Regions from separate parts of the Homo sapiens genome. Here region 1 is linked to region 2. Evidence: chromatin loops called from intact Hi-C (ENCODE). Cell type or tissue: Calu3. All regions are shown on one strand.

The links. A loop is a pair of places that touch in the nucleus more often than their neighbours do. Peaks named below come from ENCODE experiments on the same cell type or tissue, not always from the same donor. Only the 100,000 strongest peaks of a DNase experiment are listed, where the experiment ranks them.
Region 1: it touches region 2 in a loop (5-fold over the local background); 4 of 110 quality-filtered maps call a loop at or near these places.

What each region holds. Positions count from the first base shown.
Region 1 is chr1:161,738,098-161,746,097 of GRCh38, reverse strand. No RefSeq gene overlaps it. Among named protein-coding and RNA genes, the nearest start is that of DUSP12, 7.7 kb to the left of the region's middle. RefSeq lists enhancers at 1,895-2,054, 6,891-7,100. In Calu3, CTCF peaks have their summits at 4,270, 4,469 (motif pointing right) and 7,140 (motif pointing right); DNase peaks (open chromatin) are centred at 2,717, 4,447 and 7,177.
Region 2 is chr1:161,206,380-161,214,379 of GRCh38, reverse strand. It overlaps NDUFS2 (NADH:ubiquinone oxidoreductase core subunit S2), which reads right to left. Exons shown (of 14, transcript NM_001377299.1): 3 at 7,783-7,973; 4 at 5,067-5,187; 5 at 4,785-4,897; 6 at 4,449-4,523; 7 at 4,192-4,269; 8 at 3,991-4,076; 9 at 3,670-3,789; 10 at 1,900-2,029; 11 at 905-1,000; 12 at 648-731; 13 at 459-516; 14 at 1-224. The coding sequence ends at 187. Among named protein-coding and RNA genes, the nearest start is that of FCER1G, 4.9 kb to the left of the region's middle. In Calu3, a CTCF peak has its summit at 4,372 (motif pointing left); a DNase peak (open chromatin) is centred at 4,359.

The DNA.
Region 1 (8,000 bases), 530 kb before region 2:
TAGCCAGGCATGGTGGCAGGCGCCTGTAATCCCAGCTACTTGGGAGGGTGAGGCGGGAGAATCACTTGAACCCCCTTGAACTCATGCCACTGCACTCCAGCGTGGGCAACAGAGCGAGACTCCATCCTAAAAAACAAAAATGAAAACAAAACCTTAGCTGGGCATGGTGGTGCATGCCTGTAATCCAGCTACTCAGGAGGCTGAGGTAGGAGAATCCCTTGAACCCCGGAGGTGGAGGTTGCAGCGTGCCGAGATCGCATCACTGCACTCCAGCCTGGGTGACAGAGCAAGACTCCATCTCAACAACAATAAAAACTTTGAGGACATTATGCTAAGTAAAATAAGGCACGACTGTAGATGCTGAGGATATAAAGATGTATGACAGTCTTTGCCCTCAAGGAACTTGGTGAAATGCTGGAGTGAAAGTAAGTAAATAGCTAATTAGTGTTATAGTAGAGGCAAGGGCCGTGTACTAAGGGAGCACATGGAGGCATCCAATCCTAATGGAAGGAGGGTAATTAGGGATGGCCTCCCAGAGGAGGTGATGCTTGATCTGCATCTTGAAGGATGAGTGGGAATTTGTCAGGGAAAAAGGAGGGAGATGAGGAAAGAAGTTCTAACCGGAAGGACCAACATCTTCAAAGGCACAAAGGCCAGAAAGCCCCATCGAAGTGTAAATGTGTTGTTGGAAAAGGGAGAAAGAAGGATGATGCAGATGGTGTTCACAGTTGCTTTCAGGACACTGGAAAGATAGGCATGACCAGATCATAAGGGCAACGTATGCCTTGCTAAGAAGTTTTAAATTTTTCCTAAAGATCGTGCAAATGCTAAAGAAGTTTAAGCAGCAGAATAATGCCACTTGATTTGTATTTTAGAAAACAACCCTGACTACAGTGTGTGGAATAGGCTGGGAGGACAATTCTAGAGGCAGAGTCTGGTTAAGAATTAAGGCAATAATTGAGTCAAGGAATGAAGGGTGCTGGTAGAGGAAACACAGAGGAAGGGAATGTGTTTAAGAGCGATTAAAAAGGCAGAAGGGAGGAGGCTTAGAGACCAAATGGATATGAGAGAGGAAAGAGGGAGGAATAAGAGATAACTTTATTTCTAGTTTGAGTGATTGAGTGGATGATGATTTCATTCACCAAGATGGGGAACAAAGGAGGAGGGACAGTTTGGAGAAAAGTAAATGTCATCATTGGCTGGGCTGGCTGGAGACTGGGATATGACCCTCAGAAAAGAGATAAAAAAGAGATCCAATCATCATCATCATCATCATTTTTTTTTTTTCTTTTTGAGATGGAGTCTTGCTCTGTCGCCCAGGCTGGAGTGCAGTGGTGCGATCTCAGCACACTGCAACCTCCACCTCCTGGGTTCAAGCTATTTTCCTGCCTCAGCTATTCTTCTTCCTCAGTTCAAGATATTCTCAGCCTCCCAAGTAGCTGGGATTGCAGGTGCGCACAACCCTGCCTGGCTAATTTTTTTTTTTTTTTTTTTTTTTTGTATTTTTAGTAGAGACAGGGTTTCACTATGTTGGCCAGGCTGGTCTTGAACTCCTGACCTCAGGTGATCCACCTGCCTCGGCCTCCCAAAGTGCTGGGATACAGGTGTGAGCCACCATGCCCAGCCCCAGTCATCATTTTATGAATGAACTAGGATTGATGAGATTGCCTAGGATGAGAGAATAAAATACAAAAAGAATTGAGCAATTGCTGAGGAAAAATAAGATTTAAGGGACACATAAGCAAAAGGAACCCACAACAGAAACTGAGTCATAGTGGAACAGATAATAAGAAAATTTGGTATCTTAGAAACCAAGGATGAGTCATACTAGAGAGGCCAAATAAAGTGAGGACTAAAAGCTTTCATCAGGTTTAACAATCACAAGGTCTTAGTATCCATAGCGAGAGTAGTTTCGGTGAGATTGTTGGGAGTGGGGTTGGGGAAATGGAACCTGATTGCAGGAGGCAAGGAGGAAGTGGAAAGCAGGAAAATGGAGGTGGTAGGTGTGGACTCAACTTTCAAGATGAAAGAAAGGAGAGACCATACCCAAAGGGAAGTGTGCAAGAGGGAGGTGTTTCTTTTCTTTTTCTTTTTTCTATAGGAAAAGTTGTAGACATATCAGAAGAGGGAAAACAGTTAAAGATACAGGAGAAAAGGAGTCCTTGAATTAATTAGGGGGTGGAATGGGATCCAAAGCCCAGTGGATGATTAACCTTTTCCATGGTAACCAGAGGAAAGAAGAAAATAATGGGTGGGGATGAAGGGAGGCTCAGGAGTTTTGGCGGCAAGAAGTTAAAGGCATTCTCTTCTGATGGTTTCTATTTTCTGGGTGAAATAAAAACCTAGTTTATATGCTGTGAGGATAGAGCTGTGAGAAGAATAGCCAGTTTGAGGAAAAATTGCCTGAGGAGAGTGGCGAATATGTGAATACTCTCTGTGGAGAGCATACATGGAAGCAGACCTGTGGGAACGGGCTGCTGAAGGCCTAGTCAGTGTTCAGATCATAAATATAAAAGACGTATGTGTAGTAAAGGGTTAACTCTGCAGGTTCTGATTGCTCAAGCCCTGCAAGTTCAAGGAATGGTCTGTCTTCGGGAGGACTGGCCCTTGACCAACTCCTCATGCCACACTATATCAGTTTGACTAGATATGCTAACAGCGTGACTATGGTAAAGCCTGTTTCCGTATGCCTGAGGCCCTGGGCCATGCTGTATCAGTTTGACCTCCGGGAGGCTGGAAATTGAGTAGGTAAGGTCAGTCATGCAGGTGACGCATGCCCATGCAACTGGCCCGCAATAAAAACCCAAGGCTTGGGTGAGCTTCCTGCTCGGCAATACTTCACACATGTTGCCATGCATCATTGCTGGGAAAATTAAGCACATCTCTGTACAAATTCTTCTGGGAGGCCATACCTGGAAGCTTGCACCTGGTTTCTCTTGAACTTCACCCCTGGGCCTTTTCCCTTCGCTGAATTTTAATCTGTATCCTTTCACTCTAATAAACCATAACTTTGTATATCAGCTTTTCTGAGTTCTGTGAATCCTCCTAGTAAATCAGTGAGCCTGAGGGAGCCTGAGGGAGCCTGAGGATGATCTTGGTGACTGCCGATACAGCATCCACTGTCTATAATATTGAATAACTGGAGACATCTAAATGACTACAAGTAATAGATTGGTTAAATGGGTTGTTTTATCAATTCAGTGAAATACTAGGCAACTACTAAGAAATATAACAAAGAGGGATGTGGTAGCTATATCAGAAAGTTTTTTAAAATAATATTTTTTTATTTTGTGGGTACATACTAGGTGTATATATTTATGGGGTACATGAGATGTTTTGATATAGGCGTGCAATGTGTAATAATCACATTACAGAAAATGGGGTATCCATCCCCTCAAGCATTTATCCTTTGTGCTACAATCCAATTACACCCTTTTACTTATTTTTAAATGTAAAATTATATTATTATTGAGTATAGTCATCCTGTTGTGCTATCAAATACTAGGCCTTATTCTATTTCTTTTTCTTTTGGTAACAATTAATCATCCTCACCTCCTCCCTAACCGCCAGCTACCCTTCCCAGCCTCTGGTAACCATCCTTCTACTCTCTATCTCCATAAGTTCAATTGTTTTGATTTTTAGATCCCATAAATAAGTAAGAACGTGCGATGTTTGTCTTTCTCTACCTGGCTTATTTCACTCACATAATGATCCACAGTTCCATCTATGTTGTTGCTAGTGACTGAATCTAATTCTTTCTATGGCTGAGTAGTACTCTATCACATGAGTACCACATTTTCTTTATCCATTCATCTGTCGATGGACACATAGGTTGCTTCCATATCTTGGCTACTGTGAATAGTGCTGCAGCAAACACGGAAGTGCAGATATCTCTTTGACATACTGATTTCCTTTCTTTGGGGTATATACCTAGCAGTGGGATTGCTGGATTGTATGGTTATATCATAAAGTTTTAAAAAGCTGGTTTACAAGTAGAAATGTCTGAGCACATTTACTTTAAAAATACATATATGTATGCACATATATGAAAAATGTTGAAAGATAGATGGTATATAAAACCATTAACTAGTTATTTATGGGAGTGGGCATTATGAGAGAGACTTACATGAAATGCATTATGTACTTCTTCTTATATAGTTTTTATTTATCTATTTCAACTAGTATTATTAAAATTCTTCACCATGAAGAATAATAGATATTTATATTCTGGAAAAGAGGTGAAACGTAAGGGTTCATTTACTGACATTTTATTATGGTATCCTTAGAAGTGAGATTTCCCTTCTCAATTCCCTAAAATTACTGCATAAGTTCCTTCAAGGATAGGGGCAGGAGACACATCTCGATTGTTACTGAATGCCCGCAGAGGCTGGCTCAGTATATATCTAACTGGGAGTGAATTTAACAGCTTCTGTATTTAGGATTTTAGCCACTAGGGGGCATTATTTGCCTTTTGGTAAAATACGTTTTCTCTGCACTTGTCTTGAAAAAAGGAAAAATGAATATGGAAGCCCTGTAAGAGCATAATCAGGATGTTAGGCCCAAGGAAGGAAATGCTATCTTTAGAGAGGGAGCTGGGTTGCTTTCCCGTCAAGGAAAGGAGAAGAGGCTCTCTGTTTTAGGATTAGTAGATACACACAAACACACACACACACACACACACACACACACACACACAGCCACAATTTGTTTTTATCACCATTAAAACTGCAATCTTGATGAATATTGAGTAAGCAAAAATTTCTTATAAATGCTAAGAGATCGTCAAGTGTGCGATGGCTTGCTTTTTTGAGAAGGCACCCATTTTATGTAACAAGGCTGACCGCATGCGGATACACATGACCCCAGTCTTCTTACTCTAGTTGTTTCTCAAAACTTGTGGGCTTCTAGAGCATAGTCACAGTTGTGATTTATAATTATCATCTATAGAACATTTACTATAAGTGCAGATCTCTGCTGAGCAGTCACAGAGAAATTTCCCTTCTTTTGTCTCATCACCTCCTCATCATGGTCCAAATACAAGTTCCTCTTTCTATTAATATTTCCAGCATTGCCACCAGTGCCCTCCTGCATCCGTGAGTTATCAGTAACTGTTTGTCAATTTTTACAATTATGTTCTTAATGCGACTTAAGATCTAGGACAGATGTGAAAATATACTTTGAGGCTCCCAAATAACAATGTCGAACAAAAATATAAATGGAAGAATAATAACATGATTCTATAGAAGGTAGGTACCTAGGACGTGATGAGTTCAAATTTAGCACTGTCTTTGAGGCACATAGTCTGAGGCCAGAGAAAACCTAGAAGTGAATCCCAAGCTGCATCTGGGCCTGCTACTTACTAATAGGTAATCGTGTACTCTTAAAAAGTTATTTGATTTCCCAAGTCTCAGCTCCTTAATATGTAAAATAGGAATAAGTATAGGCACATTGCAGAGCCGTAGTAAGAATGGACAACATATCTCATTAGTGCGATAAAGAAATTCTAAGTTAAACCACTGCACTAGAGGCAGTTCAGAGAGGATGCAGAACAGGAGAGGCTGGAGCTATGGTGAAGAAGTGGCCTGGAGAAATGGCTATGGGTGACTGGTGAGAAAAGCTGTTGGGCAGAGATAAATCACTACACAACCAGTCCAGGAATTCAATGGCCATGAGAACTTAGAGAAAAGTAGATCTTAATCATCTACCCTGCCACAACCACATCCCTAAGTCTGCATATTCATTTAGAGGCTCGTCTTTGTAAAGATGTGTCCTCCTTCTGTAGCACCTATTATCAAGATTCTGAGGCAATAACTTCAGCTCTACAGAACCCTAGGACCAGCGATAATGGATTGGTAGTTGAAGCCCTCTCACTGCGTAGGAATAACTTGGCCAACTGAGCAAATAACTCTTCCTGCCCAACTTCCGACCCTCCCCACCCAACCCAACATTAGCACATCCATCACATTGTTTATCTGTCCTTCTGAGAAATGCTGGGGCAGGAACCGGTTCGTGACATTTGGGCCATGCTCTCAGTTCCTTTTTTGATTCAAGAAGAAATTGGTAAACAGAGAGTCAGATGAGTGGGGCAAGGGAGACCACAGATGTTCCCCATTCCACATCAGGGTTTGCTGAGTGACACTTTGCACAAACCCTCTCCCTCCATTCTTCCCCGGACAGACAAAATGCAGAGAATGGCCATGGGTCCCGTCACAACCTTGGAGAGCTTTTGCTGCCTGCACTTAGGCCAGTGTGTTATAGTGGAAAGAGCTCTGGACTTGCATGCACAAACCCTAGATTTAAATTTTGGTTCTGTCACGTAGTAGTTAAATAACTTTGGCCCAGCCAGTTAAGCTCTCTGAACTTCTGTGCCCCTATCCAAAAAAAGTTAAGGCCAATAATGCCTTCTCTAATATTCCCTAAAGGATTTTTGAACTAGAAAAATCAGAAGTCCTGTAAACTTTAGGTTAGTCCACAGATTATTTCCAAATCCTTTAAGATGTCATGCCAACAAACATATCTCCTTACCACCAAATATATCCCCTTCTTTCTCCCAGATGTCTCAAACCATACGTTCAATTGACAGTACAAACAAAATACTTTGGCGGCTGGGACAAAGAAATAATTCATTTTAGCTGGAGGAAGCTGGGAAAAATTCTTAGAATAGGTGACTTTAAGCTGGGTCTTTCCCACGGGTGAAAGAAATGAGGGATAAGGGCCTGGAAAGGGTGGTAGAAAGAGCGATGAGGCAAAGGTGGCAGAGACATGAAGGCTAAGACACTTGAAGTTGTTTTATTCAATGTGCCTGGCATGTCTAGGCAAAAAGGAGAATTAGTTTTGAGACTTTGCAAGCTGTCTTGGAACATGTGTTCAGTCACCCTGGCCACATCCGCCCTTATGGTGGCCACAGAGTCGCAGTGCTGTCATAGGCCAGGGCTCCTGCAGTCTCGTGTCCTTGTCCCTCACAGGCTTCATGTTCACAGCCCTCTCACAGAGGATCTCAAATCCCCTTACTGGGGCTACAGGGGTACTCCATGGGCAAGTCCCACCTGCTTCTATACCTTCAGGCTATCAAACCTTAAGGCTGCCTCCAATCCAAAATGATATTCTCAGGGCAGATGACTGCAGGAAGGGCTTGTAAATGCTCCTAAAAAGAAGCAGTGTCCACTAGGTGCCAGCATGAGCTTACCAAGAATGGTCTTGCCCTGATAGTCTGTTTTTTTGGTTTTCTTTTTTTTTTTTTTTGACAGGATGAGTAGACAGGCAGATTAGGGAAATGTTCATATACTGGGTACTTCCCTAGGCTTCTGGACAGACCTCCTTGTGGACAAGGGAGATAATTATGAGCTCAATATGAGAACAGTCAACTACTCAGCCTGGCCAATATGGCGAAACCCTGTCTCTACTAAAAATACAAAAATTAGTCAGGCATGGTGGCAAGCACATGTAATCCCAGCTACTCTGGAGGCTGAGGCAGGAGGATTGCTTGAACCCAGGAGGCAGAGGTTGCAGTGAGCCAAGATCGTGCCACTGCACTCCAGCCTGAGTGACAGATTAAGACTTTGTCTCAAAAAAAAAAAAAAAATACAAAAAAAATAGAGAGAGAACAGTCAACTAGGCTGGTAATTGGTCAAACAATCATACCAAAAGAGTACAACACAGATAGGTAGCGATCAAGAAATAGATTTCTAGTGAGATAGAGCTCCACCCAAATTTCTTTCATCTGCTTTATTCAATTTTTTAAAAAAGTAATTTTGATTAGAGCATAAAGATATGCTTACCTAATATGCATGTGTTACAAGCTGGGAGGGACTGTACTGGGATCAAAAATTGTCTTATTACATTAACAAAGACATAATTTAAAAGAGATAAATATAAGGTATAAGGTTTTGCATTTTGGTCCCCAAAATGAACTGCATAAACAAAAGTTGGGGAGCAAAGAGGTGTGCTTTAGATGAAAACAATCTCTCTGGTAAGTTTATAGGCAATAAGCCCAATGGGGC
Region 2 (8,000 bases):
GCAAGACGGCTAATTTATTATAATTTCTCCTTTTTTAGTACATGCACAGAAAGCCTGACAGCCAAGTGTACATGAACATACACACACACACACACACACACACACACACAGAGGCCAATTTCCAGTGAGGAACAGGCTCCACAGAAGAAGCTGATAGGCAGGGGGGATCAAACGCTGCTCCCCTGCTCACCGATCTACTTCTCCAAATACAATATCTTGGGTACCTAGGTGAGAGGATGGAGGAAAAAAGTGATGTTACTTATCTTCCTGTTGTGAGGCAAAACAAACAAAAAAAGTGGTGTTACCCAAGATCCAGAACCCATTACTGTGCTCAAAAGATTGAGGACCCGAGTCCATGCCATGGCCTATGGTGAACAGGAAGTGTTCTCCTTCTGTCCCCAGTGGGCGTCCCGAACTCCTTTGTCTAGGATACCTCTACTACACAATAGGCCTCGTACCTATGATGGCAACGACATCTGCCAACATGTGTCCCTTAGACATCTTGTCCAAACCAGCCTAGGGAGATTGAGATGGCAACAATGTTAGTTAAGACTTGCAAGGTGGGAGGAGAAAGAAGAGTTCATAAAAACCTCAACCAAGGTCAGGTTTAATTCATTGGAGTTATAGTTACTGGGATTGATTCTTACCAGATGGGCAAAACCAGGAGCCTTGATCTTGCATCGATAAGGGCGGCTGCTGCCATCAGACACCAGGTACACCCCAAACTCTCCCTGTTCAAGGAAGAAGGTTGGGTGTCTGTATTAACATGAAGAGTATTTTTCTCTGCCAACAAAACCTCTATTCATTCTGTTTTCTCTCTCATTGATGAATGAGCTATTTGTTAAACATCTATCTTTAGCTACCTACTCTACATATGGTCTTTTCCTTCCCCTCCTCTCCTTACCTTGGGAGCCTCAATGGCAGTATATGTGGCTCCTGGAGGAACTTGGTAGCCCTCAGTATACAACTTAAAGTGATGAATCAGTGACTCCATGGAAGTCTGAAGAGAGGAAACAGGGAGCATCAATAAACCATATCCAAACTCTGTCTCCTAGGCCTCCCCCAGCACAGAAAATAATCTCTACCCTCAGGGAGACTAAAGCCACATGTCAGTCAGTAAGCAGAGAGGATACAGAATAAAACAGGAGAGCTATGGGAGATTAAGAATCTCTTATATGGCCGGGTGCGGTGACTCACGCTTGTAATTCCAGCACTTTGGGAGGCTGAGGTGGGCAGATCAAGAGGTCAGGTGTTCAAGACCAGCCTGGCCAACAGAGTGAAACCCCGTCTCTACTAAAAATACAAAAATTAGCTGGGCGTGGTGGTGGGTGCCTGTAATCCCAGCTACTCGGGAGACTAAGGCAGGAGAATCGCTTGAACCCAGGAGACAGTGGTTGCAGAGAGCCAAGATCATGCCACTGTACTCCAGCCTGGTGAAAGAGCGTGACACCGTCTCAAAAAAAATAAAAAAATAAAAAAAACCCGAATCTCTTACTACACAGTAAATTCTCTATTAAAAGAAAACTGGGTTGGGTGTGGTGGCTCACGCTTTGTAATCCCAGCACTTTGGGAGGCCAAGGATCACCTGAGGTCAGGAGTTCGAGACCACCCTGACCAATATGGTGAAACCCTGTCTCTACTGAATACAAAAAATTAGCTGGGCGTAGTGGCACACGCCTGTAATCTCAGCTACTTGGGAGGCTGAGGCAGAAGAATTGCTTGAACCTGGGAGGCGGAGGTTGCAGTTAGCCGAGATTGCACTCCAGTCTGGGCAATAAGAGTAAAACTCTGTCTCAAAAAAAAAAGAAAACCAAAAGATAGGATTTAATCCAAGGATACTCCTCCCCAGCCACTGGCCCCTTTCCAACACCCCACACTTTCCCCCTCCCTGCAGCCAACCTTCATCTCTGCTCGCTTAGGTGGAGACACTTTGGCATCATCAACCTTGATCTCCCCAGGAGGCATCTTGTTTAGACACTGTGCGATAATTCTCAGGGACTGGCGCATCTCCTCCACCCGGCACAGGTACCTCAAGAAGATGAGACAGAGCAAGAGAAGAACAGTCAGAGGAGCAGGTATGGGGCTAGGAAGGATGCCCTTTGGCCAACCTCAAAAGGGTTAGGTCAACTCTCCCCACTCTTTTCTCCAAGTACAGCATCTCTGCTTGGCTTGGCCACCCATATAAACCCTGTAGTCTTTTTTTTTTTTTCTGAAACAGGGTTTCACAGCTCACTGCAGCCTCGAACTCTGGGGCTCAAGTGATCCTCCCATCTCGGTCTCCAAAGTAGCTTGGATTACAGGCGTGCACCACCACATCCGAATATTTTTTGTAGAGACGAGGTTTCACTTTGCTGCCCAGGCTGATCTCCAACTCCTGAGCTCAAGCGACTGCCTGCTTTGGTCTCCCAAAGTGCTAGGATTATAGGCATGAGCCACCAACCCCAGCCCCCTGTAATCGTTTGCTTCTACTCTTGGGTGCTTCCCCAAACCCTCTCCTTATTTTCTCAGAACATGGCCTGTAGTATTTATTTCTTTAATTACCTCCTTAAGCACTTTTTGGACCACAGGATGGGTGAGAGTCAAATGGACAAACAAAAATAACAGCAGTAGCTACCAGGTTCAAAAAATAAAACAAACAAAAATAAAAAAAACAATACACAGTAACAAATCTGACTCAGGGTGAGAAAACAGGAGGAGAATTTGTTTTTGGTTTTCGTTTTTTGTTTTTTTGAGACAGAGTCTCGCTCTGTCGCCCAGGCTGGAATGCAGTGGCTCCATCTCAGCTCACTGCATCCTTCACCTCCTAGATTCAAGCAACTCTCCTTCCTCAGCCTCCCAAGTAGCTGGACTTACAGGCATGTACCACCACACCCAGCTAATTTTTTGTATTTTTAGTAGAGATGGGGTTTCACCATGTTGGCCAGGCTGGTCTTGAATTCCTGACCTCAAGTGATCCACCCACCTTGGACTCCCAAAATGCTGGGATTACACACATGAGCCACTGTGCCTGGCCCAGGAGGAGAATCTGAAGCTTAGGATCTACTAGAAAGAACACTGGATCAGGAGGATTCTAGTCTCGACCACTCCTGAAGAATAATCCCAGCTAATCCCTAACTTTTATGCCTCAGCTTTCTCAGCTATAAAATGCAGCCAAAGCTAGCTCCATCTAAGACAAGGATAATGTAAAGATAAAAAGAATGCCATAGGCCGGGTGTGGTGGCTCACGCCTATAATCCCAACAATTTTGGAGGCCGAGGCGGGTAGATCACCTGAGGTCAGGAGCTTGAGACCAGCCTGACCAACATGGAGAAATCCCGTCTCTACTAAAAATACATAAATTAGCTGAGCGTGGTGGCTCATGCCTGTAATCCCAGCTACTCAGGAGGCTGAGGCAGGAGAATCACTTGAACCCAGGAGGCGGAGGTTGCAGTGAGCCGAGATTGCACCATTGCATTCCAACCTGGGCAACAAGAGCAAAACTCCGTCTCAAAAAAGAAAAAAATAAGTAAGATTCCATATATGTGAAAGTGTTTTGAGAGCAACCTCGTCTAACACACACAAGAGCTCCCACAGACACTGAGAAGTAGGGTAAAGAAGGAAGTGGCAAAGAGAAGAGTGAGGCAGGGGAAACTAGCTGGAATATCAGCCAAGAAAGGATTGGGGCCTTACCTATCATAGCAGTCCCCTCGAGAACCAACAGGAACATCAAACTCAACCTGGTCGTAAACATCATAGGGCTGGGTCTTCCGCAGGTCCCACTGGATGCCTGAGCCCCGAAGCATCACTCCACTGTGGAGAGCATAATGGGAATAAGGGCCACTCTCCACAAACTAAGTAAGGAGGCTCCTTCTTCCTTAGCCTCCCTTGTTGATCCTTCACATTCAGGGTATGACTAGGAGGATGCCAACAAGTCTTCAAAGACAAGATATTAGGCTGGAACTCCCCCACTCCCACCCCCACTCCTACGGAGAGAAGTTGTATTCCCCTCACCTAAAACCATAGTTAAGTGCTTCTTCTGCTGTTACAACCCCAATGTCAATTGTCCGATTTCGCCAGATCCTATTGTTGGTCAGCAACTATTGATCAAGAAAACTGGTGTGTTAATACTCTTCCTCACACTCTTCAAATATCTCTGTATTTCTCTAGCCCTTCTTGTGGGGGAGAGATTTTTCCCATTGACTCCTAGCTTACCTCCTCCAACTCATCAAGCCGAAGAGAGAAGTTCTTAGAAAACTGATAAATGTCATCCATAAGCCCAAGGGGTAGGTCCTAGAAGCCAAACGGAAGTGCTACTGAATGTGGCATAGCCTTCACTAAGGAGAGCCCTCTCAGCACCCCCTCCCCCAGCGATACAGGTTTGGAGTTTCCATCATCCAGCACTGCCCTCCAGTGGCCACAGGGAAAATAGGCCTGGGCTGGACATTTGGGGAAGCCGGGGACCTGCTCACCTGGTGCACTCCTCCTGGCCGGATATAAGCAGCATGCATTCGGGCTCCAGACACTCGCTCGTAGAACTCAAACATCTTCATAGAACGTGCTGGGAATTAGTGTCAAAGTCCCAGGCCCCCAGGTCCTATGATGGCCTACTCCCCCACTTTCTGCCTTCTTGTGCCCAACCAACCCCTCATGATATAGTTTCTACAAATATAACCCAAGTTAAACATACCTTCCCCCTCTAAATGTTCTCCCATGTTCTCTCTCTTCTTTTAATCTCCTGTCTCCTTTATACCTTCTCTACTTCCTGCACTTCCTTCCCTATTCCTATCCTTTCCTCCCACTCTTACCTTCTCCCTTTCTTCAAACAGCCAGAAGAAAGGGGTCATGGCCCCAAGGTCCAGGGCATGTGTGGTCACAGCCATGATGTGGTTCAACAAACGTGTGATTTCTCCAAACAGCACTGTGAAGACAAGGAGAAGACAGGATATAGGAGCCAAGCACTGAGGCGGACAGAGAGGTCTGGGCAGAGCCTGGGGTCTGAACACTAAGCTTGGGTTCAACGGGGAAGTGGTGGAAAAGGCACTATGCTATGCTCACAGTGGGCCACAGAAAAAGTTGGGGGGACATACCTCGGATCCACTGTGCCCGAGGAGGAGGCCGGATGTTTAGCAACTTCTCCACAGCTAGAGAATAGGCCTGTTCGTTACACATCATGGACACATAGTCTAGCCGGTCAAAGTATGGAAGGGCCTGGGAAGAGGGAGGAATGTGGGTCACATCTAACAGGCTCAGGAGCCCACAGTCTGGCTGCCTGAAGCCTTGCTCTCAGTCGGCACCAGAAGTTGGTGCTGTATAAGCCTTTCTAGTCTCAGGAGCCCCAACAAGGCAGGTAAAAATATCCCAAAAACCAGTAGTATTCTAGTAAATGTTTAAAAACTGGCTCTCCAAAGTGAGGGAGGACTCTGATTTGTCATGTTTGCCAATTTCCATGGTAAAAATACTCCCACAATGGCCAATTTTAAGTTACCAATATCATGTAACTGAATGCAGCATTGGGAAGAATACCACACCATTATACAGTATTTCCACCATACAGACACATTCAAAGCAAATACCTCAAAGGCAGAGCATAGTAAAATGTGGTAAAATAATGAAGTGATGAGCTTTGAATATTTAATCTTACCTTTGCTTTTAATATAATGTATTAAATCATAAGCTTATATAAATTAATTTCTGACAATGGCTATGTTCAACAACTGGCTCACAAAACTCCTGAAAATTTAACAACTGCACTCTTGCAAGCCCGTATGAGCTAGCTCCAGGATACCACTGTCAAGAGTCCTTGGCCGGGCACGTGGCTCACGCCTGTAATCCCAACACTTTGGGAGGCCGAGGCGGGTAGATCACCTGAGGTCAGGAGTTTGAGACCAGCCTGACCAACATGGAGAAACCCCTTCTCTACTAAAAATACAAAATTAGCAGGGCGTGGTGGTGCATGCCTGTAATCCCAGCTACTTGGGAGGCTGAGGCAGGAAAATCACTTGAACCCAGGAAGCAGAGGTTGCAGTGAGACAAGACTATGCCACTGCATTCTAGCCTAGGCAACAAGAGCAAAACTCCATCTCAAAAAATAATAAAAATTTAAAAAACTGACATACTGGTCAGGCGCGGTGGCTCACACCTGTAATCCCAGCACTTTGGGAGGCCAAGTCAGGGTGGCTCATGAGGTCAGGAGTTTGAGACCAGCCTGGCCAACATGGTGAAACCCCATCTCTACTAAAAATATAGAAATTAGCTGGGCGTGGTGGTGAGTACCTGTAATCCCAGCTATTTGGGAGGCTGAGGAACGAGACTCGCTTGAACCTGGGAGGTGGAGTTTGCAGTGAGCCAAGATCACACTATTGCACTCCAGCCTGGGCAACAAGAGTGAAACTCCGTCTCAAAAAAAAAAAAAAAAAAAAAAAAATTAGCCAGGCATGGTGGTGCGTGCCTATAATCCTGGCTACTCTGGGGGCTGAAACAGAATTGCTTAAACTCGGGAGGCAGAGGTTGCAGTGAGCCAAGATCACGCCACTGCACTCCAGCCTGGGCGACAGAGCGAGACTCCGTAGGGAAAAAAACAAAACAAACAAAAAACTTCAGATACTGAAGGAGAAAGGCAATCAGTCTTAAGAGTATCTGGGAGGGTTTTTTTTTTTAATCTTTTTTTTTTTTGAGACACAGTCTTGCTCTGTTGCCCAGGCGCTGGAGTGCAGTAGCACCATCTTGGCTCACTGCAACCTCTGCCTCCCAGGTTCAAGTGATTCTCCTACAGGCGCACACCACCACGTCTGGCTAATTTTTGTATTTTTAGTAGAGATGGGGTTTCACCTTGTTGGCCAGGCTGGTCTCAAACTCCTGACCTCAAGTAATCCACCTGCTTCGACCTCCCAAAGTGCTGGGATTACAGGCGTGAGCCCGGCCAGAGTGAGGTATTTAAGGAAGACAGAGCATCAGGTAGAAATGGTCCTTCCTCCAGAATGCCAAAAAGCCAAGTCCTAGCTGTCTGCTGAACCAGCTTCAGCTTCCAGGAAGAGGGTGGAGCTAAGACGCTACTAGCTGGGACAGCCTGTTCTTATTCTGATGTCACTGTGACGGGGGCTAATGCTACAGGGGTTAACCCATAGACTCCAGGACCAGAAACTGTCATCGCCGAGGCTCTCTTGGGGAATCACATTCTAGTCACTGTTCACCCCGACACTGGGCTGGATCTAAATCCTAATCCTACCATCCTGTTATCAGGACCTTTCTTCATGACAGTAAGAAAAAAACTTCAGATTCCTATTAGAGATCCAACTCCTTCAAATCTGACCTTCATCATTTGGGTTATACAGTTCTCCTAAAAATGGCAAACTGTCATAAACCCTCTCTGAGTTGCTGTGACTCATTGAATGTTTTGAAAACAAACGTAGACAGCTGGAAGATACAAGAATCAGCTGTTAAACTTAGCGAGCTAATGTCTTTTCTCTTTCCCTGCCCCTAGGGACACTGGCTTTGACGCACTAGTCTAACGTAAGAGCAGGGAAACTGAGGCACTCAAGTAATGGCAAAGGGGCCTGCCAAAAAGTCAGCCAGAGAAAAGCTGAGTATAGCTCCAGCTTCAAAGCACTGCTGCTAAATAAACCAAATCCTAATGACTCAAGCATCCCCTGCCACTTCCCTCCATCCACCCAACCAAGAGTAATCTCAACGGGTTACTCCTCTCAACACCTTCCTCCCCTCACGTTTTAAGGGCAGCAAACTGGCAAAGCCCCAGGCTAAAGCAACCCCAGATCCCGCCAAAAGGCTCCTGTTCACCCCCCACACCTGAAGATAGGTCTTGTATTCAATGAGCTTCTCAGTGCCTCGGTGCAGGAGCCCGATGTGAGGATCACACTTCCGCACCATCTCCCCACTCAATTCCATCACTAGTCGCAGGACACCATGCGCTGCTGGGTGTTGGGGCCCAAAGTTCAGGGTAATGTTCTTCACAATTGTGTCCTTTGGAGGGTCCACATCTGAGAAGTAAGAAATAGTTCAGAGCC